3 separate regions of the Mus musculus genome follow, and all the other regions are linked to region 2. The links are chromatin loops, found by intact Hi-C in ENCODE. Cell type or tissue: left cerebral cortex. All regions are shown on one strand. Each heading gives the region's core, and the rest is flanking DNA. Links, peaks and the distances in the headings are about the cores only.

The links. Hi-C counts contacts between places; a loop is a spot of excess contacts. Peaks named below come from ENCODE experiments on the same cell type or tissue, not always from the same donor. Only the 100,000 strongest peaks of a DNase experiment are listed, where the experiment ranks them.
Region 1: it touches region 2 in a loop (9-fold over the local background); 13 of 42 quality-filtered maps call a loop at or near these places.
Region 3: a loop joins it to region 2, with 4 times the contacts of the local background. A loop is called at or near these places in 11 of 42 quality-filtered maps.

The regions. Positions count from the first base shown.
Region 1 is chr7:92,089,070-92,099,922 of GRCm38, forward strand. The region is part of intron 12 of Dlg2 (discs large MAGUK scaffold protein 2); the gene reads left to right. 4930567K12Rik (RIKEN cDNA 4930567K12 gene) reads right to left here. Exons shown (of 7, transcript NR_131016.1): 4 at 9,589-9,626; 5 at 6,090-6,175; 6 at 5,167-5,364; 7 at 3,137-3,310. Among named protein-coding and RNA genes, the nearest start is that of 4930567K12Rik, 25 kb to the right of the region's middle. In left cerebral cortex, for the core only: a CTCF peak has its summit at 5,038 (motif pointing left); DNase peaks (open chromatin) are centred at 3,841, 5,026 and 6,353; H3K27ac peaks cover 1,150 bases.
Region 2 is chr7:91,453,358-91,464,210 of GRCm38, forward strand. All of the region lies in intron 2 of Dlg2 (discs large MAGUK scaffold protein 2), which reads left to right. Among named protein-coding and RNA genes, the nearest start is that of Gm24552, 220 kb to the left of the region's middle. In left cerebral cortex, for the core only: CTCF peaks have their summits at 4,001 (motif pointing right) and 4,203; a DNase peak (open chromatin) is centred at 4,026.
Region 3 is chr7:91,592,112-91,602,964 of GRCm38, forward strand. All of the region lies in intron 2 of Dlg2 (discs large MAGUK scaffold protein 2), which reads left to right. Among named protein-coding and RNA genes, the nearest start is that of Gm24552, 350 kb to the left of the region's middle. In left cerebral cortex, for the core only: no CTCF peak of the experiment used is centred there; a DNase peak (open chromatin) is centred at 5,251.

The sequences.
Region 1 (10,853 bases), core at 2,667-7,666, 640 kb after region 2:
TGGATACAGATCGAGATTCTAGCATCTTCTTTTAGATTATGATGTGTACCTGCATGTAACAGAAGCTTTATTTAAATGGCATACTGTTTGCTTATTAAAATACAATCTCTCCAGAACTTGTGACAACACTCCTAAAACTTTGGTTTTATAATACTTTGGCATATATAAATTTATGAGAAAAATTACAGAATGCCACAGGGTGTGGCAAGGGTGACACGTGGCAGGGGGCAGAATTTGCTTAAGTTCAAAAATTACCAGCAACAAAATAAATTAAAATTTAAAAAATCACCAATAACAATTTTTAAGCTTATATTAGTTGCACATAAGTTTATTAAAGTGAACTTCAAGGTCACTTTACAAAGGTATCTGATAAACAAAAACCTGGACCTACTTAGTGTATTATACATCTGAATGTGTCTAGAAGTGGATCCATTTCTAGGAATCTCTTACCAATCATAAATATGTCTACCATCTCTAATAGTATTTCCTAGTACTTTATACCATCATAAATATGTCTACCATCTCTAATAGTATTTCCTAGTACTTTATCTGTGTGTTATCACTTATCACATACTTAAATCACATCAAGCCTATTAAAAACTTTTAAATGGGGCTGGAGAAATAGCTCAATCTGTAAGCTGCTTGCTTGCAATCTCTAGGACCTGAGTCCAGATCCCAGCACTCATTAGAAAAGCCGGGAATAGTGATGTGCGCGCACACCTGTAATCACAGTGCTCAGAAGGTGGAAAGAGGAAGGTCTCTGGGGAGAATGACAGAGAAAAACAGCCAGTGTCAACCTCTGGTCTACACATACACACACACACACACACACACACACACACACACACACACATGCACATACACACACATACACACACACACACACACACATACACATGCACATACACACACATACACAAACATACATACACACACACACACATACACATGCACATACACACACATACACAAACATACATACACACACACATACATACATATACATACACACACACTACAAACAGAATTAATATACAATATATACAATGCTAACTATAGGTACTATTCAGTAACATAGACTTCAAGAACTTCTTCATCTTTCATAACTATAAAATTAATTTTCACCTCGAAAGGTATCTAATATCCCATATTTATATGAGAGAATCAGGCTCCCCAAGATTGGTACAAGCTAATATGTACAATTATTTTTCTATTTATAAAAAAATGAGTGAAGTTTCCTCGCTGCCCTATCCTCTCTTGCTTTGTCCTGTTTTTCCTTGTATCTTGCTTTCTTTTACTTTCTTCTGTGTGTTCATGTATTTATTAACTGTTTCCATTATATAAAGCTCCCTTCCTGGTGTGGTGGACGGTTAAAGCCATTGAAAATGGTTATAATCATATTAGAGCTCTAATAATCATATAAATAATAGAGAATTATATGTGGATCCTAGCTCTTATAGAGGATTATGGTTCATAACTCAATAAAGCACATAGTTCTTGTTCGCATTATGTTCTCAGAAAAAAATGGTTTTCACTTTACAGCTATGATCTATAGACAGGATTTTCCAAGTATTTCCCACCCTAATTTTTTAGCCATTCTTTTAATCCTTTAAACAAATGAGCAAATACCTTCCCATTTCTATTGCTGCCTCTTTCTTTCCCCATACTTTATACTCCTCTCTCTCTCTCTCTCTCTCTCTCTCTCTCTCTCTCTCTCTCTCTCTCTCTCTCTCCCTCTCTCTCTCTCTCTCACACACGTGCACACACACACACACACACACATGCACGCACACATGTACACACATAGTTTCCCTTAATAGCTCACAGCAGTTGACCTAAACACAGACCTAAATACCCAGAAGTTTGCATGGATGGCCTAGCCACACCTTGTGTGTGACCATAGCTTTCCTACATATTCATATCTCTGCCATCCAAGAGCTTGCAGCTTACTGGATGCAGAGTCTAAGAGATATGATGTCAGGCCTTATACCAGGATCTTTTTTTTGCCATCCAAGAGATGAACTATGTCTTTGTCTCTTAAATGACATACAATATTCCAAACAGCTATTCAGGCTTATTGCCTATATTGGTTTGCATGACTATTTCTTCATTACCTGGCAAGATTTCTGAAGGACAAAGTTTCATGTCTTAAAGGAGTTTTTATTCTCAACATTTGGCACAGTGACTGCCTCATAGCACTTGCTCAGAAGAGGTCATTATAGCCTGGGAGTCCAATTCTGAAATCCCCCATCATCCCAAGGGAAATCTGTACTCTGGGTAGGCATCCTGCCATCTCCTCAGTCAGGAATCACATGGTCACAGCACACTTTGAGACAGAAACACTTTCATGTGAACCAAGCTGTGTCCATCCTTAAGGAGATGCCAACAGTCGTGATGAGTTCCTTTTTCTCCCACTTTTCAGACTGGAAAGAGAATCTGAAAGGATATATGATTTCCTCAACTCCATCACTCCTGACTATATAGTTGGAGTCTTGTGTTGACCCAAAGTAGGAGTCCTCTATATACAGCAGTCTTCAAGATTCTGCCAACAGAATACAGTCATTTCTTTGATGCTCGCTGTTCTGACTGCATGCTGTGGTTAGAAACTAGAGCACTGATATATGGGGTACGTTTTACTTGGGTCATATTTATTGCTGATTTAATCTTATGACCATACCACACATTATTCTGCTCAGTTCAAGGATGATAAAACAAAGGTGATATCAAATTCTCTACTTCTAGGAAAGTAGGAGACCTAAGGAGCCATAGGTTTTGTTTTTCTTCTATACAATAAAGGGAAGTACAGAAGCTAATAGTGGATGATTCAAAGGAAAATAACTCAAAAATATTTCTGCTTTTTAAAATATTTAATATTTAAATGTTTAATATTAATATTAAGATCCTAAATCAAGTATGGCAACCAAGCAGAATTATAGTCTTGAAAATTACAATTCATGGGACATGATAGTCTCTGGAGATCTGATAGTATCTATTATGCACAATGATTGGAAAAGCATTCGATGGCAGAGAATATCATCTGGAAATTATTTCCCATTAGAAAGGAAGAGAGAACTTTTTTCTCTTTATCTTGCTTGTATTATTTAACTTTCAATAGGAAGTATCTAACTTCAAGTTAAGTACTGTGATTTTATTGGGTAACTATTGGATAAAAAAATAACCATTTAGAAACTCTGATGAAATAATGGATGGGAAGTAAATGAAAGATTGGAATTATAAGTAGTGGAAGGGGAAAGATACAGAATTTTGCACCCACAGCTTAAACTGGACAGTAAGAGCACGAGATGCATTCCTAGAAAACATAAAGCAGAAACTTTTTTTATTAGATATTTTCTTCATTTACATTTCAAATGCTATCCCCAAAGCCCCCTATACCCTCCCCCCACCCTGCTCCCCAACCCACCCACTCCCACTTCCTGGCCCTGGCATTGCCCTGTACTGTGGCATATGATTTTCGCAATACCAAGGGCCTCTCCTCCCATTGCCATCCTCTGCTACATATGCAACATCAAAGCTAAATAAAAACTCTGTACATGACACCAGGTCATGTAAGATTCATTTCCAAATTATTCAGTTAACAAATTATTCTAGGTTAACAGCAGCCTAGAATGTTCAGAAGGACGGAAGGGGGTTTGGAGTACATTTGGCTCCCAGGCACTCTTCATAGATAAGGAAGCTGTGTAGTAAACAGTATCCTTAGAATCAAAGGCAGAGTTTCCACTCCAGAATAACTCTGCCATCCAGATAACTCCATCGTCCAGATTATAGACTTTCCTAGTAATGTGTTTGATAATGGCTTACAGTGTGACAGCTCTAGTGTGCTAGCTTTTGTGCCGCCCCCTCCTTCCCCCTCCCTCTGCTCCTCCCGCTCTCTCTCTCTTACTCTCTCTCCTCTCTTTCTCTCTCTCCATTTAAGATACTACATGTCACATGGGAAATCTTCATTCAATTTCGCGATTACTGTTAACAGCTCTAAATTAAAACCGATTTTAATCCAATTGCTTTTACTTTTTGAGAACTGCTACATGTGTACAGTATATTTTCTCCAAATCCACCTCTCTTCTCCTCTTCTCCTAGGCCAATTCCAGTCACTCCCAACTTATCTTCCCTTTTTTTCCTTTCTTTAAAAAAAAAAAAATAACCCAATTATATTCATGGTGTGAGGCCACCCACTGGAGCATTGACATTCTACCAGAAACCCATCCCTACAGAAAAATGACTCTTCCCCAGCAGCCATGACTGGCTTGATCTTGTGCAGATCCAGCTGTAGTGAATTCCTGAGTATGGCAGACAAGCTACTACTAGACGACACTATTTCCCATCAGTCCCCCCAACTTCTGGCTCTTTCAATCTTTCTGCCCTCTGTCTATAACATTTCCTGAGCTTCACCATAGGATTCTGTAATACAGATATTTCTGATGTTTTTAAAGTATCAGATAACTATGACTAAGGTAATATTGATATGGCCTCAATTATTCCTTCTTTCAGACGGGGTTTAGACAAGATCTGTATCCCCCACAAAAAAATGTTTAACAGAATAGTTATAGTGGGTTGTTACCATAGCACCAAGTGTTTTCAACCGAAGAACTTGTCAAAATATCTGTGAACCAGTGTGCTCTGAGGAGGGTATCCTGGATTCAGATAAAGTAATGGTTTTTCCAAACTTCTTTAGCCATGAAACCCTTACATAACAAGTACCTTGGAGAACAGTAAGGTGAGACGAGTGGGGTAGATATTTTTATAGTTCCAAAGTTAATCATTCCTTATGTTGTTTTTTCTATTTTTTTTAAATTTAGCATACAATGTAATGACACTCATTTACATATACCAACGCACTTGCCCCCCTCCTCCACTGCCCTCCCCTAACCCACCTGCCCCATCTTGCTAGCCCCCTCCAACCTCTCCAGTAACCCTCCCTCCCTCCCTCCCTCTGCTTTCAACTCGCAGCAATGTCATTTCCTTCCCTCTGCTCCCCATTCAGACACAGGATGGTGGGCGCCATCTAGTGTTTAGTGTGTGCACATCAACTGAGCACTGCCTGGTGACTTAAAGCAGCACCTAGCCAGGATCCACTGTGGAGGTTTATTCCTGTTTCCCATCACAACTACAATAATGTTACAATAATGAAAGATTTTTAAAAGCCATCACCTTAGATTAAATTCCATATGTCTATTTTAGGTGATCTTTTCTCTCTAATTCCCCCTTATATATTTTACTTCTTAGAGATTCATTGTAGAAAGAATTCCAGTCACTGAACCATATTCTTAAAGTATTCTTGGGACAGATTTTAAAGCATTCATCAGGCAAATACATTAACCAGCACAATGACCTTCTTGGGCATTACTTCTGCAGAAAGAAAGACAGAAATGCTTCTGTTATTGTTTGCTTCAGTGCCTTGCTAAGGGGGGAAAAGGGGAAAGCAGGCATGTTCTGAAAGCTGGGAAATCCAGGAGCACAAAGCCATCATCTCCTGAGGGCCTTCCTGCTGCATTATAACAGAAAAGCGAATATCATGTGACAACACAAAACAAGCATAGAAAATATGCAAGCATACAAAATGTGCAAGTATATACAAATGTGCAAGCTTACAAAATGTATGCCTCTTTCTGTGAAGCCACTAATGCTAACATGAGTGCCCCATCCCATCCTAATTGCCTCCCAATGCCCTGGTAACTTCCAAATACTGTTAATATATGAATTTAAGGAATTAATTTACAACATATGATCTCTGACACTTAAATAGGCATTTAACCCCTAGCAGTCAGCTCTATCATGAGAGTTCTTTATTCCTATTGGTTGCCAAGGGCATACAAATGACCCCAGTCACATACAACCTTCTAGCCTCTGGAAAGGACAGTTGTTTTAAAATTGTATCATAGCCTTTCTTGCCTTCTCTAAAACCTTCCTGTGCCTTTCCATTGTCCTTAGATGTTGATGTGGTAAGCACATCATAAAGCGTCTGGCTTAGGCTAACCAGTGTAGCCCCATCTATAGTTCTTCTTCTATGCTCACTGCATACTTCAGCCACCCTGGCTTTCCTTCACCTCTAGCTAGTGTGCTATTAAAAATACCTCTGGTCTGGGTTCAATCCTACAGTCCGTCCATACAATCCTCATATCACAACTGCAAGATTATGAGTAGGTATCAGATTCCAGTTCTGGGTGACATGGGAAGGCACAGAACAACAGTTACTGGTCAGCTGTCAAGAAGCATTTAACTGACCTAACAAGATCTCTATATGCAGGTAAGTACTGAGACACTCAAGAGCAGAGAGCAGCACTGCTAAGCATCTGGTGGTGACAGCAGGAAGCTAGTGCTGCGAGTGAGTCAGTCTGGCTCCAAGCTAGAAAATCACTTCAGTTTCTTCTTCTCTAAAATGGAAGTGATCATTTCTCAACATATCCTCAAGATCCAATGAGAAGCAGCCCGAATGTGCTCGGCTCTCTCATGCTATAGAATTCCTTGTAGAAGGAGCTTTGAGTATGTGAGGATCTTCTGTTATCTAGAAAAAGACTGGCAAGCTAGATTCACCGTGCTTCCTTGGAGAAACATCTGCCATTCTCTGGCATAGAATCCTAGCCATGTAACACATAGTAAATGAAAACAAAACAAAACAACTCAATAACCATAATGGGCAGTGAGAACCAAAGTTAACACTGCTCTTTTCCAGTTACACTCCTTAAGGACACTTATTCAGTGTGTCATTAGCACACATAACACAGCTCCAGTGAATAGAGTCCACAAAAAAATAGCACAGCAATGAACATGACCTATGATAGGTATCCCAGAGGATGCCCGCTGAAAGACTCAGCTGTAAATAGCCTTCTAAAGCCCAAAATTCAATTCAGGGAAACTGGGACCATTTTTGTCTCAAAGTGGTATTTCTACAATGTGCATGTAGATCTGTGAAAAGACTCCATGAAAAGTGTTCATGATACAGCAATGAATCAGAAAAAACCCAGCAGAAATAGAGAGACCATGAAAGTGTTTTCTAGTCCTGTTGAGTTTAAGGATCCCTACACACCCCTAGAACACAGATGATTATCATATGAAATGTGTTTTGGAAATTCTGCCTTAAATGGATCTTCAGAAAACTCTCACATATGTTTGCTTTGGGAGAAATAAGATTTATACTGTGAAGTCCTTATAGGGCACCCACTAATTGAATAAAATGACTGAGTGCTGAGAACAGAACATAAAAGTGTACTTTATGTCCTTGGTTAGTGTAGTGCCTCTTGAAGAACCAGACACATGCTGATTTCCAACATGAAAAGCTAATAGAAAGTGCCAGAGCCACTGGGACCGGTGTAGAAACGTGGGGAGATTTGTACAGGGGACTGCTTTCCTACAAAGGCGGCCTAGAGGCAGAAGAAATAACAGAGGATCTGAGATAAAATACCTAACACCAGTTGAGCAAGCCCTTCACACCAAGCACTGTGTTAAATACTGACTCTTCAATTCCCGCCCCCCAACACTTGATTGACTTGAAGGTTCAGAGAAATTCAATAATGTGCCTGTGATCATACAGATCGTCCACACTGACCATGGTATTTGAACTGCCATTGCTTCTGATTTCAAACTGATAGCCTTATAGCAACTCAAAACTCCCGAAAGGAAATTGAATGTGGCACTTCACTTACATCTGAGATTGTCCACACTCAAATTTCGGTTGTTGGGGGAAAAAAAAAAGACATTTGATACCTACTGTAATAGAGCATTTATGAAGAGATGTGTGAGCCCTCTAGGAAGCCTTTGTGCCTGTGTGCTCCAAGATACTTCCAAGCATCAATATCCTTGGAAGTATTACTCACGATCAAGACATCCTCTCATTTACCTCTGTATCCCCTTAGTGGATTTGGACTCAGGCCATCAAAGGCCCTTAGAAAAGCTAGATCAACTCTCTGTGGTATTATCTGGATCTCTATGGACTGGACCTGTCTGCTCTAAAAGTTCAGACTATACTGAAACTTTAAACTTCCTTGCCAATTGTCTTAGTTAAGGTTCTATTGCTGTGAACAGACACCATGACCAAGGCAACTCTTATAAGGACAACATTTAATTGGGGCTAGCTTACATGTTTAGATGTTCAGTCAATTATCAAAGCAAGAGCATGGCAAGATCCAGGCTGGCATGATGCAGGAGAAGGTGAGAGTTCTACATCGTCACATGGAGGATGCTAGCAGAATGTTCATTTCTAGGTAACTAGAATGAGAGACTTATAACCCACACCCACAATGATCCACGTATTCCAACAGGGTCACCCCTTCTAATCCAGCCACTCTCTAGGCCAAGCATATACAAACCATCACACTGATTGGAAAGTATTTGCCAATTCAGACAGATCCTGTTGACTAATAGGAAATCTCATAAATCAGGGGGAAAAATAAATATTATGCTACATAAGTAAAAATTTGATTTTTCTTTTAAATCAGCTTATAGCTTATTCTCTTCTTAAAAGGTGTGGGTTGCAGATACTATTGCATATGCCAGCAAAATTTTGCTGAAAGGACCCTGATATAGCTGACTCATGTGAGATTATGCCAGTGCCTGGCAAATACAGCAGTGGATGATCACAGGCATCTATTGCATCTATTGGATGGAACACAGGGCCACCAATGGAGGAGCTAGAGAAAGTACCCAAGGAGCTGAAGCGGTCTGTAAACCTATAGGAGTGACAACAATATGAACTAACCAGTACCCCCAGAGCTCGTGTCTCTACCTGCATATGTAGCAGAAGATGGCCTAGTTGGCCATCATTGGGAAGAGAGGTCCCTTGGTCTTGCAAACTTTATATGCCCCAGTACAGGGGAACGCCAGGGCCAAGAAGTGGGAGTGGGTGAGTAGGGGAGCAGGGTGGGGGAGAGTATAGGGAACTTTCGGGATAGCATTTGAAATGTAAATAAAGAAAATATCTAATAATTAAAAAAAAGTGTGGGTTGTCAGGGGCTAGAGAGATAGCTCAGTGGTTAAGAGTACTGGGTGCTCTTCCAGAGGTCCCAGGTTCAATTCCCAGCACCCACATGGCAGCTTGCAACTATCTATAACTTCTGGTCCAGGGAATTCAACCCCTTCACACATGCAGGTAAACCACCAATGTATATAAAATAAAAATAAATTTTGAGGTCCATTTAGATGAGTAACAGTTTCTATACAATGTAATTCCTCATGGTAGACATTCAGAATGTGCTGTGATAGCTGATCCCAGACAAAGGACAAAGCTTACTAACAGATTTCTCCTCTGAGGGAAGGAGTGGCCATCAACTAAAACCCAGTCACTTGGCGGCACTTTGGTTTTACCTCTTAATAATTTTACTAGTTAATAGCACTTACATTTATGTCATGTATACATGTTCAAACCTCTCTCACGGTGGTCACCATCTCACCTTTATTGGATCTTGAGGATATGTTGAGAAATGATAACTTCCGTTTTATAGAAGAAGAAACTGTGACTTTCTAGTTTGGAGCCAGACTGACCCCAAGAACTGACCCCCAGATGCTTAGCAGTGCTGCTCTCTGCTCTTGAGTGTCTCAGTGGTAGCCTGCATATGGAGAATTTACCTGAGAATTTACCTGCTGGAGTTCTTCAATCCAAGCAAATGTCACCAGCTCTGGGTAATATAAAGAAATAATAATGAGAAAAATGAATTTGCTAGAGAAGTAATTGATAACTCATAGATCCTTAGAAAGTTGTAGGAAATGCTCAGGGGCCAGAGAGGAAACCCTGCAATGGCTAGGTGCTTGAGGGTACTCCAACAGCATCACCAAGGCCCATTTGCATCCAGGCTAACTCTTCCTTTCCTTCTGGTATAGGATGCTAACTAGATCTCAGCCCCTGCCCATGATGGGGATTAAGAAATCTGCCCCATCCAGTGTCTCTAATGAGGCAGAGATGTTTTCCTTCCCATCTTGGATTGTTTTAAAACAAGAAAGAGCTGAGATTGTTGGACTTGCCAAGCTCCACAAAAGCAATTGTTAGATCTAACAGTTCAGTGTTAAGAATCATAATTACCTGTTAAACAATAAAATTGCTCTGGAGTGACCTATAATGGCCCAAGCCTGAAAAAAAAAAAGAAAGAAAGAAAGAAAGAAAGAAAGAAAGGAGTAGACAAGATGAGAAAATCATCCTAAATACTGGGAACAGACATGGTTTGCCTATTGTTGTCTTGCAGATGTAAGTTCTAAGATTCATAAAGGTTGCATCACTTGCCTAAGGTCACACAGTAAGTGTACTGGTCTACCCAACTTCAAAGTCAGTGCTGCTTCGTTTATAAATCTTTCACACCAATTTCAGTCATATAATTCTGCAACTTATAATCTTTCCATAAATTCCCACTGCCTTTCCATCTAATTACCCTCAGTGAATGACAGTCAATACAGATAATTGCTCTGTCTGTGTGTGTGTGTGTGTGTGTGTGTGTGTGTGTGTGTGTGTGTGTGTGTGTGCAGGTGTGGGTGAATAGGTGTGGGTTCATATTTAAGTGCAGGTGTGAGTGTGCCCTTGCATATGTGGAGGCTAGTGGTTAAGTCTCAACTGTCATTCTTCAAGTGCTGCCCCACTTGTTTTTTGAGGCAGGATCTCTCACTAGCCCGAGACTCTCTGATTCGGCCAGGCTAGTCATCCAGGAAGACTGCGATATCTGTCTGTATCTCCCCAGTCCCGCATGTTACCACATCTGGATTTGTGAAGTCACCACACCTGGGTTCTATACAGGAAGTCTAGGGATCCAGACCATATCCTCATGCTTGCATTGCAAGCACATTACTAACCATTTTATGAGGATGGAGTTAATCCAGCCGTGGAAAGACTATATAACTGTAGATACAGCATGCAGAAG
Region 2 (10,853 bases), core at 2,097-7,096:
CTTTGCTAGTTTTCATTAAAGTGCCTGGGCCAGTGTGAAGCATGAGGCTGGGGAGAGATTTGCAATTTAGCAATGAATTTAAGGGAATTTGTTTTCCTTGCCACAAGATGGGGATGCTTTCTCTTCCTAGAAAGTTCCATAAAAGAAACCAGCTGATAGCCACGATAAAAGACAAACTGGCCTATAATCAAGCATGAAGAGATTTCTTTCTAGCTTATATCTATTCGTTAAGTATAAACTAGGGTCAGTTGTATGAATTAGTGCTGTTGAGGCAAAGAATGTGGATTTAAATAAGCATATCACTTCCTTGGGAAGTTGAATAATAATTACTTGTTGTTAGTCTTTCTTAATCTGATAAACTCAGATCCTTATATCTTAAATAAAGACGTGCCTCAGGTGCCACGGTACTAATTAAGCAAGGATTAATTTCTGTCCCACTCTCCATTGCCTAATGTCACTGGTACAGAACAGATACAGATTCGTTGCTCTAATCTCATGATTTCTCGTGTAACAACGTATCTGAACTCTGCCCATGTCCTAATATCTGTGGTGTCTTGTAATTAAAATTGATGGCGTTTTCTAGGTTGCATTAAAATTTCTAATAGTCATCTGAGAAACAGTGGTCATTGCCTATGAAAATTAAAGCTATCTTTTACAAATTGGACGGAAATTGAAGCTAGGCAACTGATAGTGCTTCTTCTAGTTTTTATTGAGATTGGAATGAAGAGAAGCTTTACCATACAGTGTGGGGTTGGTGAGTTTGTAGAGAGAGAACATCACTAGGACAACTGGGCACTGGTTGAACCCTTGTGGGAAAATACTGGGAAACATGTGGACAGTGGAGCCATGGGACATTTTAGAGGATGACCTCAATCAGAAGGAAGGTGACATGAATAAGTACAGGCAGATGAACATCCACGCCCTCCTTGCCTTACTGCTTCTTCCTAGAGTGGCTGGGGCTTGCTCCTGAGATCCACAAACTGAGGAGCCTCCCTCTCAGTTCTGACTCTGCCCATCGGTTATAGCCTATAATACACAAAGTCAATGTCTCTAACACTGAGAGTCAATGTTTCTAGCAGAGTTATCATTTGGAAATGGTCTTCATTTGGCTATTCTATGTATTTTTTGCTGGCCAATGTAAAATACTATCCTAGGTAGAAGTCATTATCAGTAAGCATGTGACCCACTTTGTCTGTCCTCCATCTTTGTTTTCTGGATTTTGTTGTTTGTTGTTTGCATGGCTGTTTTACTTCCCTCTATCTCACCATTAACATCTGCAATGACACTAGACTAGCATCTTCACAGGTACCTTTGCTAGAATCTCATCAGCAGTCTATGGGATGTAAGGAAATGCATGCCTGCTTCAACACATCTCAATGGTGAAATGTGTTAACTTGGCATGAAATCTCCCAGAGCTCCTTTGGTTGTTGTTTGTTTGTTTTGTTTATGAAAAGGTTCAATAAGTAGTCAATGAAATTTTATTTATTTATTTATTTAGTTAGTTATCATGTATACATACCAGAAAGGGGGAAAACATATCACATTATAAATGATTATGAGGCCGGGCATGGTGGCACATGCCTTTAATCCTAACACTTGGAAGGCAGAGGCAGGCAAATTTCTGAGTTCAAGGCCAGCCTGGTCTACAGAGTGAGTTCTAGGACAGCCAGGGCTATACAGAGAAATTCTGTCTCGAAAAAACAAAACAAAACAAAACAAAAACAAAACAAAAAACAAACAACATCAACAACAAAGATTATGAGCCACCATGTAGTTGCTGGAAATTGAACTCAGGGCCTCTGGAAGAGCAGCCAGTGCTCCTAACCTCTGAGAAATCTCTCCAGATCTTTCTCAGAATTTTTAATATAATATGCATCATATCATCTAAGCTAGGGATATGGCTAGAGAAATCTGTTTCCTAACTACAATTACTCATGGAACTTTTACTTTTGGATTAAATTATGTCTTGGCCAGGCTGATAGACACTAGGAATAGCCATAATAGACACAGATAGACTGTTTAACACAATAAGCAAGTACAGTATAAAGCTTCATTCTGGTCCTGGAATCAAAAGTAGTCAGATTCAAATACCATGAATAAATATCATTCTTCAAATAAAGAAAAATGGAAGAATTCATCATTTCTATTGATATCTTATTATTTATTGAGTTGTATGAATGCATATTATAGAAATATTCTAAGCTAGAAATTTGGGGCAAATTACTTTGTGTAGCACTACCTGGGCCCTGCTATCTTGGGGTTTGTTACATTCATTCCAAATTTACTGTGGTGATATAAATCACCACTGGGATTTTGATCAAACAAATACACATTAGAGTCCAAATTTGTCATTTCCAGTTTGTCTAACTTTGGGAAAAATGACCAGCATTTCTGAGATGTCATTAACCTATGTATTAAGAAAATATTTTGTTGTGTTATTTGACTCACTCTTTTAATCGTCTTCAACTTCATCCCATATAGTGTTTTCTGTGTGATGCTTTGAGTTATAAAGTACTTGTCTTCAAGTTTCTTACATGCTTTAGTTAGACACACAGGTATGGAGATTAACGTATATAGTATGTCATGTTATATGCAGTAAAATAGAAAAGAAGAGGCAAATCTTTCTAAGACCTTGAATTATAACCTTTTAAAATATTTATTTATTTATTTATTTATTTATTTATTTATTTATTTTAGCTCACTGGGGCTGGATAGGAGGTGAATGTGATCAGAGATTGAACTGTAGATGAGATTTGTAGAAGCTAAGGAGAAAAGGTCAAAGTTGCCATTAACTCCAATAATCATGTCAATATTCAATGGTTCTGAGAACTGAAGGTGCTTACCTGAATAGGGAAGAGAGGGGAAATGATGATAGCAAATATAGAGAGTTGGGTGAGTGCACAGCATGTGACAGAGTGAGGCAGAGGGGTGGCAAAAGCAAAGAATGACCTTTGGTGGAGACTGAACTTCATTTTGTAAGTAACAAGGGATGACTGCAAAATTTATAATGGAGAATGACATAGTCCTGCTTGCAAATTACACAATTATTCATGTGGTGTTGTAGAAAAACTGGAAAAGAGTGAGATCACAATCAAGGACATCTCATAGAAGGCAAGGTGATGAGCTCAGAGATAAAGTGGAGGCACCGAGCATGGAGACCATGAATTTGACAGTTTGTCTAGAAAATATATGATGTCTCATATACAGGACTCTGAGACATACTAAATCATGAAGGTAGAAGAAAGAAAGGTGGAGATTAAATAATGCTTTCCTTTTGACTAATTAGGTAAAGACGTATATGAAATAAATTAAAATCGTCCCCCTATGAAAGTCATTAATAGAGAATTTGTCTGGCATATGTGAAGCCTCAGATATCAAAGAGGAAGAAGATGAAAAGTCTAATAGAGAATTAACAATACAGACATCTTTTCTGTAGTGCAAGCTGGGAATATGAGTAGAGTTGCTCAAAAGGAAGAGAAATGCAGAGGACTGAGATACAGGATCCACTCTCAGCATCCAGGACTTTGTGGAGAAAGAAGGACCTACTGAGATCAGGAAGCAGCAAGTCCCATCACAGTGATTGGCTGGTAGTAATATCTCCAGTTTTTTACTGAGGCTAAGTAATTCTCCTCAAAAGGAGCCAGGTCCTGTGTACAAGAATATATCCTTCCACCAAAGATTGTGTTGGTCAAGCAGTATCTGCTTCATAAGTAACATGGTACCTAATCAATACTTTGACCATAGAAACAAACAAACAACAAAACAAACAAGCAAACAAAAACAAAAAACAAACTGAAAACAACCAAAAGTTGCACGTGACCCCAGAAGTCATGAGGTCTTCAATTTCAGCTGCTAAAAATTAGTGTTCATTTGTATTTCTAGATTTGGCATTTGTAGTAATGCCAGTGATTTGAAAAATGAAGCTGATTCTTGCCATTTTGCAGCATTAGCAATTACAGAAAACAAAACCCATTCACTTCTGTCTCTTGCCACTAGATGGCGGAAGCAGCTGAGCTGATGATTGTGCAAGCCTCTGTTCTTATGGGAAGAAGCTGACATCTATGAGGCTAAATTGAAAAGCATGTAGTTAAGAAAGACACCAGAAGGGGTTGGCAGAATTTTGCATACTTGTGATAATGCATTTTTTTTCTGTGCCCAGGCCTGGTAAGAAGAGCTGGCTGAGAGGTACATGGCCTGGAAAATATCTGTACTGAACCAGAGCACCAAAGCTCCTGGTTGGAATTCTGAGCAAATGAAACTTATCTTTACTTACGGGTTTTTTTGTTTTGTTTTGTTTTGTTTTGTTTTGTTTTGTTTTGTTTTGTTTTGTTTGTTTTGTTTTGTTTTTTTTTGTTTTGTTTTTTTTTGTTTTTTTGTTTTTTTGTTTTTTGTTTTCAAATTGGAAAGTGTCACAGCAATTTATCCTAAATATCTTAATTCTTTAGGCCAGATGTTGAAAGTAGGGGGAAAAAAATTAAGGCAAATAAGACCTACAGTTGCTTTTCACAATTCAAGAATTCTCTCTAGGGTTTAGAGAGATGGCTCATGCTTACAGCACTTGCCTGTAAACAGGAGAGCATGAATTCCATCAGCCATCAGCGTGAACCTTCCTAATTGACAGGGTCTAAAACAGTGTGAGACCCTGTCTAAGTAGAGCTTCATGGCAGTCCTGAAGTTGCCTGGCTTCCACATACATGTCAATAGAATGAAGCCCACAATGGGTTTTTTATGGCTTTTGAAAAATGGGTTAGAAGATAGTACTCAAACTTCCTATTTCTTTCATCTACATAAAAGTAATAACAATGGTTTTATAGATACACTAAATTGCTTTACTTATATGTATGTATATATCAAAGGCACACCAATTTTTAAAACAAAAATTTCTTATAATAATCTCTAATGAGTATTAATAGTGATCATTTATGCAAATATTCCTAAAGAGTTAACTCCGTTATTATTATAACTTCTCTAAAAACTAAACTCTCACTACTGCCAAGGCTTCTGTTATAATTAGAAAAAAAAATTACTAAAGCCCACAGAAGCTCTTTTGTCAATGTGAGATATCTCTTGTTGTTGCTAGTGGTGCTGGTGGCATTAATGCCTTTAAATTACCCACAATTCCTAATACATCTTCCTTTTAAACAATAAACTAGTTGTATGCTTTGAGTAAGAGTGCTGTCCACTATTTCTCCTTTCCAAAGGTCTATATAAATTATTTGAAACTAACACATTAAACAATTAATATACATCAAGATTAATTTGAGTTGAGGAAACTTTTTTTTTTCAGTTTTCTGCTAGCTAGTCCAAATAATGTACCACAGGTATAATTTAGAGAAGTAAAGGAGTTTAACATTTTCTGGGTTTCAAGAATGCCTCTGTTACTGACTAGTATGACCTATTATAAAACATACTAACATATTCCCTAAAGTATACAATAGGGCAAGACTCAATCTGTAATAAAGATTACTACATATCCAATACGAGAATTATTTCGAATAGTCCTTCACACCTAACAGGTGCCCAGTAATTTATAATTATTTTTCCATTAAATAAACACAAAAGACACATGTAAGAACAATCTAAATTTAACATTATAAATTCTGGACTAAAAATAGATGCTAGATCTTATCATTTCCCTATCTTTCTGGTCCTTGAGATAATGACATTATAGTATATTCTCATACTATAGAGATAAGCAAGTATGTACTAGCCAAGTAGTCATCTTTTCTTTGCAACTTTATGTCACTTTGGCTAGGTCAAAAAAAAAAAAGTACAGCCAGTGAATTGAGCAGTGAATTGAGGGCATACAACTGTTTTCTTTTCTTTTCTTTTTTTTTTTTTTTGAGTATTCCAAATAAGAATTTACTAAAACATAAAGAAACATACCCTTTGGAAGCTCTCAGAGATGTGAAGACACATATGCATATGTGTCATTTATGACCCTCCTTATGATTTAGGAAAATGAATACAAAGGTTAGGAAGCAATTCTGTGTTCAAAGTTATTACCTAAGACACGTTGGTCATAAATATAGCTAGTGTGGTGACTGAGTTTCAGATTGTTATATTATCAGCAAATGAGTGCCATACGATCTGAAGACAGAAGGAACAATGGAAATAATTAAAGTCAGGCTTTCCATAGGGCATCTGACCTATAAATACTTGCAAAATAAATCTAATGAGAAAATAAAGATTAGAGTAGAAAATGGAATATACCATAAAAGATGCTCATGTCAGTGTGTAGATATATAACAGACCATATTGCCAGATGCATTTCTTGCTGGGAGGAGAGTAAGGATGTCTGAAGCCTACTGAGTTGTCCCAACTTCCCCATGCTCTAAGTGATCAGGGCAGAGAACAGAAAGAAATTATTGTGCCCAAAAAATGAAGCTAAAGGATTCCCCAAATATACATTGGTTAAGACCAGCAGAACCTGAACATGATTCCATTATAAGGGGTTTCTTTTTCTGGTGTCTGCAGTGGCTGCATTATAGATGATTGCATTATGTAAAGCCATGGTTCTCAGACTCCATAGGAATTTGAATCTTCCAAATGGCCCAGCCTATTTCTTCTAACACGCAGCCATATATTTCTAGACCTTTGTCTGTGACTTGCACATTGACTTTGGAGAACTCTGGATCCTAAATTCCATTTGCTGAGTGATTGCCGTACATGGGCTTAGCGCTCTGTGTACACGATGAGAAATAAAATAAGTAAGAGCTCAAGGCCTGTTCTGTGAAGAACAACAGGCACAACAATGGGGTGTGTAAAAATCATATGAGCAAATAGTATTTCAGAGACAGGTTGCTTTCCTTGGTAGGAGTACTTGAAGAAAATCCACACAATATATATCCAAGAGAGAATTGGGGGAAATGGAGGTGAATATAATCAGGGCACATTATGTGAAATTCTCAAAGAATTAATAAAAAATATTTTTAAATAGAAAATTATTTGTGTGTGTGTGTGATATAAAAAATGCATGATAGTGAAAGTGGAAGTCACATGTTCCCTGTTTCAAAGGAGCTACATGTATGTTGTATGCTGATTCAACACAAGTACTGCTCCAGTGTCTGTTCCCTAGGCTAGCTGACTTGCCAAAAGTTTTCTGAAGGAATAGGATTTGTTGCTTGTGAGCTGAGTAAACATTGAGTATATTAGGGTTTCTTGCCAGTTTTGGATCAAAGGTAAGCACATGTCAAATATGTTCAAGAAGGGCTTATTAAAGTCATGTTAACATATAGGCCAGCAAGATGGACCAGTACATAGAAGTGCCTGTTACCAAAACTAAATGAGTCTCATCCCCAGGACCAACATGGTGGAAAGAAAGAACTGACTCCTGCAAGGAGTCTTCTGCCCTTCATGCATGTGTCATGTCCTATTCCTGTCTAAATAAGTACCTAAATAGGCACTTATAATGAATTCCATTTGTATACATAACACTTAGGAAAATAGCCTTCCAGGGTGGCCATCAATGGCTAATCAGCAGTTGGATACATATGGAAGACTAGGACACTTATGAGATTCAGCTTGAAATAATAACTGAACATCAGGGCCAGTACTGTAGAGATTTTCTATTTTCAACCCTTCTTAATGTATGTGAATGAATTTATTCAGTATAATAAATAGCTATATTGGTGGTCTAAGTTTCTGGTGAACCATAAGATCCCTATTTGACCATCTTTTAATTACAAATAAGTAACACAAAAATTTAAAATAGCCTTTTAAAAATGAGGATTAATTTCTTGCTGAAGAGCATTGATAGCTAACGTGCTGCTGTCCCCTCAACACCTAGTAGCATTGCCCTGTGCCTGCTCCTTGAGAATATCTTCAAAGACCCCATCTGAATGCCTGAAGTACTGTATTTACTGGGATTTTCTGTACATAGTACTTACGATGAAGTTTAACTTACAAATCAGGCAAATTAGGAGGCAAAAAAAAAAAAAACTAATAAAATAGAGCACGTATCACATATTTGTTATAAAATACATTACCAAGTCCACAGCAGCTTTTTGTAATAAAATTGTCAGCATCATTACTTTTGTGGCTTGGGGCCATTATTAAGCAGAATAATGGTTATTGGAACATAAGTGCTACAATTCTAGGGCAGGCAATCTGATAAATAGGTGCGACTGAGTGACTAAATGGACACATAGCCATCAGTGCAGGGATGATGTGGTTCGTTCTGTAATACGCTTCTTTTTCAGTGCAGGGCAGTGGGGTGGGAGGAGATGTTATGGGTAAGGACTGATGTCCTCAGTGTAAGTATGTCAGCTGAATAGTAATTAGACAGCCCTGAGTCCAGATTCTTCATTTGTGCCCTGAATATAATAATAAACACACTTAGAAAGTCATTAAAATAAAGGAGGCTGTTGCTTATCAGCTTATTAAAGTCCCCCCTTTCCCCCATCTGTACCAGATCCCAATGGCTAACTCTTTTCCAGCCTCTGGTTTCTCTGTCCTCCATTTTCCTTTGTTAATTCTCACTCTTTAGAACAACCAGTAAGGAGGGAGCAGCAACATAGCACAGAAGAGAGGCAATGAGCTAACAGTCAGTGTGTGAGTCTCTCAAGGACCAGTATGATCAGAAGGTAGGCACAACAACAGAATTGCCATTGAAAAAAACAAAGGGAAGACATGGTTCTGCATTGCTGCAGAATGTAGCAATGGGAACTGAGACGTTCACTTCAGCGAGAGTGGCAGACAAAGAGGGTTCTTCCAGAGAGGAATGACCAGGCTTGGGATAGGGTTAAACCAGGCCAGATGTGAAGATGAAATCCTGGCATATATGGAAGCCTGTCTCATAGCTAGAGGTGAGGTGGAAAGAAGCATAGAAAGGCCAAAAATAAAAGAAGAAAGAGATAGAGAGGGAGAGGGAGGGAGGGATCAAGAGAAGAGGGGCGAGAACAAAGGAGGGAGGAAGAAGGGAAGGAAGGCTACAAAACCCAACAACCATGCGAACTCAGTAGACTATCATAACGATGAAACAGGTAAGCGATAGGATTTGGAACGATACATGGAACATTTTTAAGTTATTGGCCCTTAGAGAAATTAAAAATTATGTTCTTTTTGTCAAATAAAACTTACAATCTATACCAAAAATTTGCATACAATTTCAGGGAGAAATGGATTACAGGAAGCCATTTATGGACTCTGAGAACCAGAGTGGAGGTTAAGAATATCTGGAGGGAATGAATTTCAAGTTCCCTTCCATCCCTGAGAATTTACGATTCTCATTTCTCTGGCTCAAGCTTTTCGCCTGGTTAAGGAATTTTTTTCCCCTTCTCTAAAAGAAACACTTTGTAAATGTCAGAAAAATAAAAAATTGCATTCCCAACTCTTTGTCTGCACAAAGTATGTTCAGCTTTACAGCAGACCTTAACAGCAAAGATCAACAGGCTAGAGCAGGTTCAGGGCAGAGGACCTGGGCACACAGTTTCTCTGCAACCAGAGCCTCTCTCTGGGCCTGTTCCCTTTCTCTCTGTTTTCCATGTATTGTCCAAGGCAATTTTCTCTTTATTAGTTAGTGTCTGAAGCCTTTACAGGTGATACAAACCAAGAGCAGTGACAGCCTGCATCTTTAAATTTGGGGTTTAACTACCTTAGGATTGTTTCCTTTATGTTGAATAAAAGCCTCATCCCAGTAAAGATCTGCTTTCAAATTAGCCCCATCAACCTCCTAAAATCATGATGCAGTTTCCATAGGTTCCCAACACACAGGACTTCCAGTATGTGAAGAGACTGATCATAGAAATGTCAGGTATAAAAGTGAACACTAGATCTTTATTTTTTTTTCCATTAGGGTCGCAGAGGTGCACTTGAATTGGATTCATCTTTTCTCTGTACCATTAAAGATATTGACAGATTCTGAGTTGCTAGGTCTGAAATTTTGAGGATAGCTAGCTTATAACATTGCCTTTCTGCTCCAGGGCAGGGTGAGCTGTTTATAAATCAAGCTGCAAAAATGATGAATTGGAAGTCTCCAGTTCAATTAGCTTAATGTGGGAAGGAGGCTTTCCAGGTTGTGCAGGCTCTGTTTTACTCATGCTCTGAGGAGACTAGTCTATGAAATGTGGCTGAGTACTAACGTCTGAGTCTCAGAGAAATGAAGTTGGTATTTTTCACCCTAGCGCCCAGTGTCATCTTGTATTTCATGGCGCTGGGTTGGGTCCAGAGCCACCGAGTGACGCTCCTCATAGGGATTTATGTTGCAGCCAGCTTTTCCTTGTTGTCGTCCTGCATTCTGACTGTGCTGAGAAAGTAGCCTAATAGGAACGCTGCTGGCACCTGGTGATTTAATTGGGGGTAAAAGTCCCAGCAATTTAAGGGGGAATAAAAGCAGGAAACAGAACCGTTTTCCTGTCAAATAAATGCTCACATGAAATGGGCCCTTGTGAAGCAGATAATGACAGACTGGAGAGCTTACCACATGCCCATCCCACTTCAGGAGTGATGTTTCTGTAAAGAACTGATTATGGAGTTGTTTGAGGTTTTTTTTTTTTTTTTTTTTTTTTTGTCTTGTTTTGTTTTTGTTTTGTTTTTAGACACCTGGGTAATGTTTATGTGAAAGAAAGCATTTTGGATTTAAGTATATTTTGTATGGAATGTTCATTTTTTTTCTATTGCTGTGTTTTAATACTCATGACAAACAACCACTCTACTTTTCCCTCCTGTCAGTCCTCCTATCGTCTTCTATACTTTAGAACTTTGGATATATTTATAAAGCCTGATGTATTTACCACTTATAACATACTGCTGTAAAGGGTAGCCACTTGTGGAATGACTAACTCTAGCCAATTAACATGTGTGTTGCTTTCTATGATTAACATTTTCATGGTAAGAATTCTTCCCAATCTACT
Region 3 (10,853 bases), core at 2,355-7,354, 140 kb after region 2:
GGCTCATTTCCCTGGCCAGCCAATATTGTTATACTCAGGCTTTATAGCCAAGTAAACCTGTTACGAGCTCTCCCTCAGCACTCTGAAGAATTCCTTCTGGCAGGACGCTATGAGGGGAAGCCACCCAGGAGGATGTGTCCAACCCAGGTCCAAGTTGATTTTTGTCTTCATGTTCTATGGCCACGGAATGTGGCATGCTCAGCAAGTGTTAGAAGGTTCTTTTGAATCCCATTCCCAGTCACATTAGCTGGTGGAGATGGTCCTGGGGCTAAGCCTTTGCAGGAAAACAATAATGCAGATTAGGTGTTCCTTTATAAAGCCTGTGAGAAGTAACAGATGAGTGTATTTAGGAAATCTGGAAGTTGAAGTACAAGTTTTTTCTTCAATTTAAAATTATTAGTGTGTTTTGTGGTTGCTTTCTATAGCACATATGGAGGTCAAAGGATATCTTTCCTTATGTGATTCTTTCCTTCCACCATGGGTTACAGGGTGTCAAGTTTGCATAGGAAATGGTTTATTCACTGAACCATCTTGTCAGGCCCACTAAACTTCATTCTTTGACAGAAGCAGGAAAATGTAGCCAACTAAATATATGTGGGGGAAAGATGGACTCACTGAGAGTCTAAAGGTATCATCTGGAATTTCTAGATAGCATAGAAACATATAAGAAGTATGGATTCTTGTGATGTAATAGCATTATACTAAGCACGTTGTACTTATTTATTTATGGAATATATATATATACATATATATATATATATATACATATATATGCATATAACAACAATTAATAAAATAAGAGGCCATGAATTTGAGAGAGACCAAGGAATAGTATGTGAGTAGGGGGTTAGAAGGAGGAAAAGAAAGGGGATATGGTGTAACTACATTTTAATCTCAAAGAATAAAAATATTTTTAAAAGAATATTTATGATGTCTATTCAAAAAGTTTCTTTAAAAGCAATGGTGAAGTTTCTTCATATTTCTTCTCCTAATTGCATAGTCTCATTTTTTTCCCTACCTTTATTTTCCTATATTACTACATGCTTGTCTTTGGAGAGGTTTCCTTGCCTTTGTTATCTTCTGCAGAGGACAGGTTATTCTAAACCATTGCATTCCAGGAACAGGTGACTCAATCCAATCTATAATATTCACATACATTCACATTTTAAGTAAATGTGTCATTTAGCATGTAACTTCCCTATAAATTAAAAAGAAATAGCTACCCTTTTTGCACCAATTACCTCCAGAAAATTCCCCTCCTATTCATTGTCTTTCTGTTATGCAAACTTAACAAAAATAGAGAAATGAAGAGTGGAAAGTATTTTTTGTTACTGCCTTTCCTTTAAATATTCCCACTCTAAGTAAATTTCAAATGTAAAAGATGTATTTTTGATATGGTTGATGCTTTGGGATTTGCAGGTTTTAAGGACTTATTTTAGTATGCCTGATACAGTGTGTAGTTTCTTAGTATTGATGGTATACGCATTAAATTATAGTTATACTAATTGCTATGCAGGGCTATCGCTGATGTGATTTTTTGCCTGAATTGGATGAACTGAATATATGTTTACCAGCAAGCTTGCTTCTCACAAATGCACTCCTGATGCAGCATTAGACCATAGCAGACAGAAAAGTATATCAGAGTGGATCACTAAGCAAGTAGAGTGTGAAAATGAGCTATGTTTTTTGTTTGTTTGTTTTTTTCCATGAGTTACAGCTATTTCTTGGTGAGTTAGAAGCTCTGAATATTGGAGGCTAAATCTCCAAAATAGGATTAAATGGAGATGTATAAAAAAGTGCACTAGCTTTAAGCAAGTGTGGAAATCATAAACCTATATTTCAGACTTAGCTCAAAGGACAAAATGCTAAAGGAATGTAACACAAAAAGTGCTAGTAGTTGAATGGTATTTTAAGGAACGAGATTAAAGTGGACACTGCATTGTGATCATGGTGGTAAGGAACACCTGAAAGTGGGGGAGAATGAAACTCCAAGAAACAAATGACATTTTCTTTTAAGGAATAAAAAGAGAGAGTGCCTCCTCGCTGAAGATTAATATTCTACAGTTGGTTCAGGAGCATGCACAAGAGTTTGATGTCCCATAGTAGCAAGGCCCCAGCAACCTTGTCTGCCACTCAGGGCTGTTTGTGTGCTGAGACTTCATTAGTATGCAGAGGAGCAAACTGTAAAGAAGCAAATGTCAAAAGTCTCATGGTTTGCTTTTGGGCTTGTAGCCTTTGCCTTTGAAGTAAAGTTAAAATAATGAATGCAGTGGTGGTGCACACCTTTAGTCCCAGGAGGCAGAGGCAGGAGGATCTCCCTGTGAGATAAAGGCCAGTCTAGTCTACAGAACAAGTGCCAGGACAGGCAGGGCTACACAGAAAAACCATCCTGTCTCAAAAACAAACAAACAAACAAACAAGCAAACAAACAAACAAACAAGCAAACAAACAAACAAAGCACTTGAATAAAGTATAGAGAAAGGAAAAGTAGACGGACATTGTAGATGTAAAACCATTCTCTGCCACACAAGTTTAATTATGGCACTTGACTTACATGACACATTTGGCAGAGTGCTTTGGGGATAGTCATAATCTTACCTTTATACCACCTTCATCTGGCAGAGCAGCAATTATTGAACATCTATCTTTTTTCAATAACCATTTTGGAATGGGTAACAATATAGAAATTAGTTGGCCACATTTTTACTTTTTTAGCATTTTAACGTAATAAACTAACAAATAAAATTCCCACACAGCTAGATTAATATAGACATTCAACCACATGTCCAGTCCCCTACTGTATGCATCTCAGTAAACTCTCATTCTGAGCCATGGAGTTTCTTTTAGGGCTTTGCTCTTTCAACACCAATGACAAGTTTTATGGATGTGTCCATAACAGAAAGAAAGAAAGAAAGAAAGAAAGAAAGAAAGAAAGAAAGAAAGAACTATACTAGAGTTGAAACTGAAAGGCAATTATCTTGTATCTTCTTCATGACTCATGTTTCCACTTGCCTTCATTAAATTCTTTCTCATGACCTCATATTATCTTTTTTGGTCCCCCTTCTAAATCTTATACCCACACTTTCATATCTATATCTATGTCTATGTCTATGTCTATGTCTATATCTATATTATCTATATTATATCTATATCTACATCTTCATCTATATATCTATCACATACATCTTCTGGTGTACATCTAGTTGTTTTTCATTTCCTTGTCATTAATAGAGGAGCAATAAACATGGATGTGTAAGTATTTCTATGGTAGAGTACAAAGTTCTCTGGGCATATGCTCAGGAGAAGAACATCTGGGTGATATAATGACCATATCTATATGCTTAGAAACCTCTAAATGTGCTCCCAAAATGGCTATATTAATTTGCATCCCCACCAGCAGTGAATAAGTGGTTTTTACCTGTATTCTCCCCTAAATTTGTTGTCAGATTTCTTGTTGATGGCCAATCTGTTTTAGGTTATGTGGTTTTCAAAGTAGTCTTAGTTACATGTCCCTAGTGATTAGAGATAACAAAAAAAAACATTTTTATAACTCAAGTATCCACAAATAAGTCTATAAATAATGTCTCTGTACAACAAAAACTAAATATAATTTAGACTTGAGGCTAATATCTAAATAATGGATTGCAAATATTAAGTACCAAAAAATAGAGCTATCACTGAGTAAACAGGCTAATGAAGTTAGCAGGTATTTTCAGAGGAAGAGGCACAGATACCCAGAAACTGTATTATTTTTTTCTTATGGCAGTTGTACTGTTTTTCTTTTTCTGTGAAATTAATTTCTTGGTTAGGACTCTATTCATTGTTGCAATTACTAGGGGTTTTTAATTTGTTTTGTTTTGTTTCATTTTTTGAGAAAATGTCTTATATATACAAGGCTGTGCTCAAATTTGCTCTATGATATTGAATCCTGGTCTCCCTGTGGTATCCATCCTCAAATGTTTGGATTACAGGTGCACACCATGGTACCTACCTTTTATCCTGCAGTAGGGCTCAAACTCTGAATTTCAAGCATGCTAGCCAAGCACTCCGCCAGCTGAGCTAGATGCATAGCCATAAAACTTTTATATTTTGTCTATAAATAACTAGTGTAAAGAGAAGCAATGTATGTGTGATTTGAAATATTCATACAGTTTTAAAATAGGAACCACTATACATACAAGTTCAGTCTTTCAGAATGAAACTTTAAAACACAAGGAAGGTTTAAAATTGTAAACTGGACTTCCCATTTTATCTACTATTTTCACTTGCTATTGAGATGTTTTTCTTATTTTACTTACATAGAATGTATATACTGTTCTAAGATGGCTCAGCATTATAGTTACAATGAAATCAAACCAAGAAGGAAATTCCTTAGGTCTTGAGGTTTTCTCTGAAGCAGTTTCAGGATCAACATTCTGTTAATGATTGTTTCATTTAAATATATGTTAGGGATATATATACATATACATATACACATATACATATATATGTATATATATCCCTAGTGATTAGCGAAATAATATAGGGTTAAAGACAATGTGGTAAATATAAAGAAATAACAGAATTTAAGGAGACAATCTGGATGCTAAATTTTACTTATTTCTAGTATAACTTTAGGCAAAAAAAATCAATATCTCTAAAACTAAGACAACTTTATAGAGCGACAATGTATTCTAAGGGGCCAAGACAAATGGTATATGAAAACCTCAAGTGTAATGCTTGGTGCACAGTAGGGCTCACAGTCACACTGATATTTACTTTTGGCATCTATTTTAATGTAAAGGAAACAAGCCAAGTTTTCTCTATCATGTAAAGTGGTCAGGGCTCTCTATTTAACATATTTTCCTTCTTGCCAACATTTACTTTAATACTTAATTTTTTGTATTTTTGTAGTTTGCACTCTAGAGCAATTGATTGCTTTATATTCCATATCACTTATTGTCCTTTATAATAATTGCAGTTTAAAAACGTTGTACTCCTCTTTAATCCACCTTACTCTTTTTTCCTAAAATGAAGCACCATCTGGACCTTGTCTATATTTGTCTTAAGAGGGAGAACAGATTGAACAGTTTAAAAAACTTGTAAATTCAAAACAGGTAATCAATTCGGACAGAGTAATTGTTCTTCTGGATGTTAAGGATAACCTAAACTCACTTGTGGAAGGTTCATTCATTATCGTCAACCCCTTGTTTCATTACAGAAGTGAAGTAATAACCAGGCAGATACTCCCTGCTGTTTGCAGATATGCCCTGATGTTTGTACTCTATCTTGGGTGCAGTCAGGATGCAACTCCCACAATGCACAGAGTCCGTGGTGATGAGGCTTGTATGGGTTCCAAGGACAAGATCTGCAACGATGTAACTGCCATGGGTTGATTAAATATCAGAAACTAAAATTAACTAAGAAGACCAAGAGAGAATTTCTGAACAATTAATTCATTGAATATTTAATGTGCTTTATTGTTATGGTTCACATAAATGTCCCCCAAAGGTCTATGTGTTCAAGTTATGCCTTTTTCCATTCTATGACATTAAGAGAAGTGAGACGTGGTGGAACTTTCAGAAACAGAAGCTAATGTGAAATCTTCTAGGCTTTGGGATATTCCTCTGAAGGGGGAAATTGAGACCCTCACCACTTCCTCTTCATGAGTATACATCTCACTTTCATTCCTAAAGTTAATTATCTTCCTTTAACTCACATCAACACCCTAATGCACTGCACTGACGCAAAAGTGATAGGCTAACCAACTGTGGCCTTAAGTGCTCCAAGCTAAAAGTCAAAACAAGCTTACTTTGGGAATTTTGTTGTAGAAAAGGAAGACTGACATAGGCCATGCAGAGGGAGAGAACACGATGCTGTCACTATAACCAAGGATATAGTTCTTACCTTAGAACTTTAGAAACAGCTAAAATGCAAATAAAATATGAGAATAGCTTCAATTTTATGAGGCTCAAAAAAGGAGTAACTGAAAAGGAGAAAGCCACGGATGTAGGAAACTAGGAAAATCAGGGAAGAGGTTGCGATGAAAGGTTCCTCAAATAACATCAGTGGAAGTGGCCTTGAGAGCAAGGATTTTATGTAAATGAGGACCAAAGATAGAGGAACAGTAGATTAACAAAATAAGTAGTGAAATGAAATGATTATGTCTATGAATATGATATCAATCAAAGTAAGAAAAAGACAAAGTCAGAAATTGTAAAGGAGCTTGAACAGACTCTGTTCTATGGGCCAAACACAAAGCAAACTATAATAACAATGTAGATGTGAAATAATTTATAAACTACAAAATGGGTATCTTGTGTGAAGAATAAATCCATTTGACCTTAATAAGAAGAACATTATTTTCTGAATGACTTAAAACTCACAGCTCAGTGTAGAGGGATTTTAATCAGCAACATGGCTACTCTGGCTGGACTATAGACATACATTTAGTAAATACTTTAACCCCTCTGGCTGGAATACAAGCATGCCCTTAGTACACACCTTTAATCCCAAACAATGAAGGTAAAGTTAGTATGTAGAACGTGTTTAATGGAGTGGCAGACAAAGTGACAAATCAGGGAACAATTTGACAGAATTGGATGCTCCTAACTCTCAAAAGAAAAGGGAGAAAAGGGAAGCTATTTGAGGAAGCAGTTCAGGGGCGTGGCAGTTTTACCAGGACAGTTATAGAGAGACGACAGTTTGCAGAGAGAGAATAAAGTAGACACAGGAGAAGGAAGAATGAGCCAGAGAATGAAAAAGAGCCAAAAGATTAGAACGTATTATCAGTTAGTATGAGACCAAGCAGAACAATTCAGTCAGAGGCCAAGAGAGAAGCCAGATTGGATCTGCTTGGAAAGGAGTTTGAGCCAGAACAGCTGAGTTGAATCAGCCAGCCAAAGATCAGAAAGACCTAGGAGGTGGTGAGCTCTTTCAGCAATAAGTCTCAGAGGCTGAAAACATTCTAGGACTACATAAGATTGTACAGAGGCTAGAAGCTTCCAAGACAAGGCCTAGATTAGGAGACAGGGGCAGTAGGTAAATGAAAGTTATTGTAATAGACTGGCGGAGAAAAAAAAAAGCTAAGATATTAGCTGACTGTGATGGAACAATATTCACAAAATAAAAACAATGTAAAGTCTATTGTTTTTTAACTTTATATATAACTTACAATAACATCAGATATTGTTATAGCTGCATGAAAAAATATAAATATAACAATCTGGAACATATAAAAGTATAAATTTAGTCATCAGAAATGGAGCTATAGATGGAAGATTAGTGGCTATTTTTGATAATTAAAAAGAAAGGCAGCCAGGCATGGTGGCACACGCCTTTAATCTCAGCACTCAGGAGGCAGAGGCAGGCAGGTTTCTGAGTTTGAGGCCAGCCTGGTCTACAGAATGAGTTCCAGGACAGCCAGGGCTACACAGAGAAACCCTGTCTCAACAAAACAGAAAGAAAGAAAGAAAGAAAGAAAGAAAGAAAGAAAGAAAGAAAGAAAGAAAGAAAGAAAGAAAGAAAGAAAGAAAGGAGTTAAGGAAACCAACTGAAAGCTGATGACACAAACAGCTTTTGAAGAAATTATAGTTTCAGGCATTATGGAGAGAACTCAAATACAGTTGGAGATTTAGACATGGACAACATCAGTCCTTGTCATTCATGTAAGGAAGTCAATAGATATTAAAGTTGGCAAATCAAACTCGGACCTGTATTCAATACATGGGTTCATCAGCTACCTAGGAAAGAAACTGAGACAACTTCCAGAGAAGAATCAGAAGTTTAAGAAAATGGTGTGTCAGGAGATTCTCAGTAGTCCAAACAATGTGTGTTAGCATGCAAACAATATTTATCCGCACCGATTACTTCCAAAGAAGAGAAAAGGTGAGAAGAAGCCCTTACATGGCCTAAGGCACTGTGCTACCCTGACAGAAACTTGTTTTCTTGTGTCTGTTACCTCATGCGTTTTGTTGCTGCTACGTATAACTGTTTAGGAGGTTTCTCAGTTTAAACTAAAATTGATTAACAACAAACATAGTCTACTTTACTGTGCTTCTATATCAACATTTTAAATAGATGATATTGGAGTGTTTAAGTCTTTTTCTTATAGAGTCACTAGAATGTCCTGAAAAACTGTGTGATAATCTTGACTTCAAACACACAAGCCATATCCTACTTGCATTATTTGGTCAATATCTTTTGGATGTTTACTATGCACCAAGCACTCTTGCATGCCCAGGAATAACAGCAGAGGCCTGATTCTCGTAGATTTGCAGCTTACTAATTTTCCAAAGAAGACATTACCATCCAAGCACTGTTTAGTAACAAGAGCAACATAGTACTCTAGCATGTATCAAAAGAAGAAATGTGTGGGCTTTCAGAGGTTATAAAAATTAAGACACTTCGAATGCATCCCGAGGGATGCTGCCTTTCTGAGAGTAGGCATTAGTGTAATGAGAGTGTGTCAAGTGCTAAACGTCTAAGAGCAGGGCTGTAGAAATGGCTTCGTGGGTAAGGATGCACAAGCATGAGAGTCTGAGTTCTTACATGAAGAGGCCAGGTGAATTCCACTCTAGTGCTGTGGAGGAGTCAGAAACAAGCTGGTTCCAGGGCTTGCTCATCACCAACCTAGCTCTAGGCTCAGTGAGAGACCATGTTTCAAAGGGATAAGGCAGAAAGTCATAGAGTGGATCACCCAACATCCTCCTATGGCCTTACCTGGTATTCACATAGGAATGAGTACTCATATACACATGCGAAACCAACACACACACACACACACACACACACACACACACACACACACACACACACACACACACACCCTAACATACATACATACATGCATACATATATACATACAAACGTACATATCTCTAATGTCTGAGTTTAATGAATGAAAACAGAGTCCTTGTCCCTATTCATGTTACTAAAATAATACTCCTTTTGGCTGTGACCTATGGTGACACATCGGAATAAGGTCAGAAATATATATATCTTTGAGTGATAAAACCACATAAAGAGATGACATATGTTTTGACTGCTTTCTATGACTTGGGGATTCAAATAAGAGTCAGGTGTCCGTGACTTCCCCCAGTTTAAATGTGATAGGATGGATGTTACACAGATGATTAGAGGAAATCATGCTTAGGCTACACTGTGATAATTTTGAGGTTGAAGGCAAAAAGTTGCATCTTTGAATAGTTGTTCTTTAAATATATGTGATGTTCTATCCTGTTATCTACCTTCCAAGAGCCTCCAAATATACATTTCACTTTCCCTATCTAACCTCTGCACCTGGTACATGGAAACAGATGGGAGAATTTGGAATCTTACTTAAAGATGATTTTTGAATGCATCTTGAGCTGGTGTTTGAAATTCTTTGAGTCAGTCACTGTACCAAAACTCTGCCACCTGGTGGCTATGAGCATCACTACTATTCATACAGCAGTAAAAGCAGACCTAGGTCATTAATTTTCACTGGGACTGTGTGGATTAGATTATGTACATTTACCTTACTTAAAGAAGTATAATTGCTAGGTCCACATATATGATGTCTAGGTATTATCTTTTTAGTCCTCTAGACAATATGTGGCCAGCATGCCATTGGATATAATTCTTTAGCCTGTCACGAGATATTGTCCAATTTTTAGAAAGCTCACAAAGGCCACCCAATTCAGTATATGAGTCCTTCCTACTCCTGCCCTACAGAATTCAACTCTAAACATCAGACAACTCTGGTTTAATTTGCACAGCTTGCTATCCCACAACAATGATGAACTCATAGAGACCTACCTGTCTCTGCATTACTAGTGTTGAGACCAATGACCTGCGCCATCACATCTTTCTGAATCACCAGTATTTTGAGAAAAATTCTTATATAATCTCAGGTGGTCAAAAGCATGACATGTCATCAGCTGTATAGTTTACTGTTAATAATAACAAAGGTAAACCTATCATGTTTGCCAGGAATATTTCCTATCTCTATAGGTTCCACTTAAACTCAAAGATGGAGGAATATTGTATAAAGGTGCTAAAGTAGGGAACACTGGGCCTTATCTTAGCTTGGGTCTGTAGGAAATGGAGAAGTCTATTTGGAAAGTTGTGAAAGGCTCCCCAGGGGAGTGGTCATGTGATAAAACAGCGCTTCTCAATCTGTGGGTCACAGCCCCTTTGGATCTAATCACCCTTTCACAGGGGTCACCTAAGACCATCGGAAAACACAGACATTTACAGTACAATCTATAATAGAAAAATTACAATTATGAGGTAGCAACAACAAAAAAAAGAGGAATTGTATTAACTGAGTTGCATTAGAAAGGTGGAGAATCCCTGTGATTAGACATCAAAATAGAAAACTAATTAAACTGAAAGAAAGAACAGTTTTGCTAAAGTATAGAAGAATAAAGATAGATTGTACCAGTGGATCAGAAGGCTTTGTGTGTGAATGTATGCGTATGTATGTGTATGTGTGTGTTGTGTGTGTGTGTGTGTGCGTGCGCATGCGTGTGTGCATGTATGTCTATGAGTGTGCGCATGAATCCCTCAAAGTAAAGGGGAAGAGAAGGGAAAACCCAGTGGGAGAAGCTGGTGATCACTGTGTGTTCCATGGCATGGCTGCTGTTCTATGCACAGCAGCATGAAGGGCAGATACAACCAAGTGAATTGAAGAATAGTGAGAGGCTGTGTTGTGTTCCCAGCACTCTATGGCAGGCTGGTGTCAGAGTGTGGAGCAGCATTTGGTTATAAATAGTGCTTAGGGGATACAGTCACAGTATGTGGTGTTAGCCATGTACTGGTAGGAGAGAGATGGTAGGTATTGTTATACCTGCATTAAAGCCAACTACTGACATGTAAAAATAATTTAAATT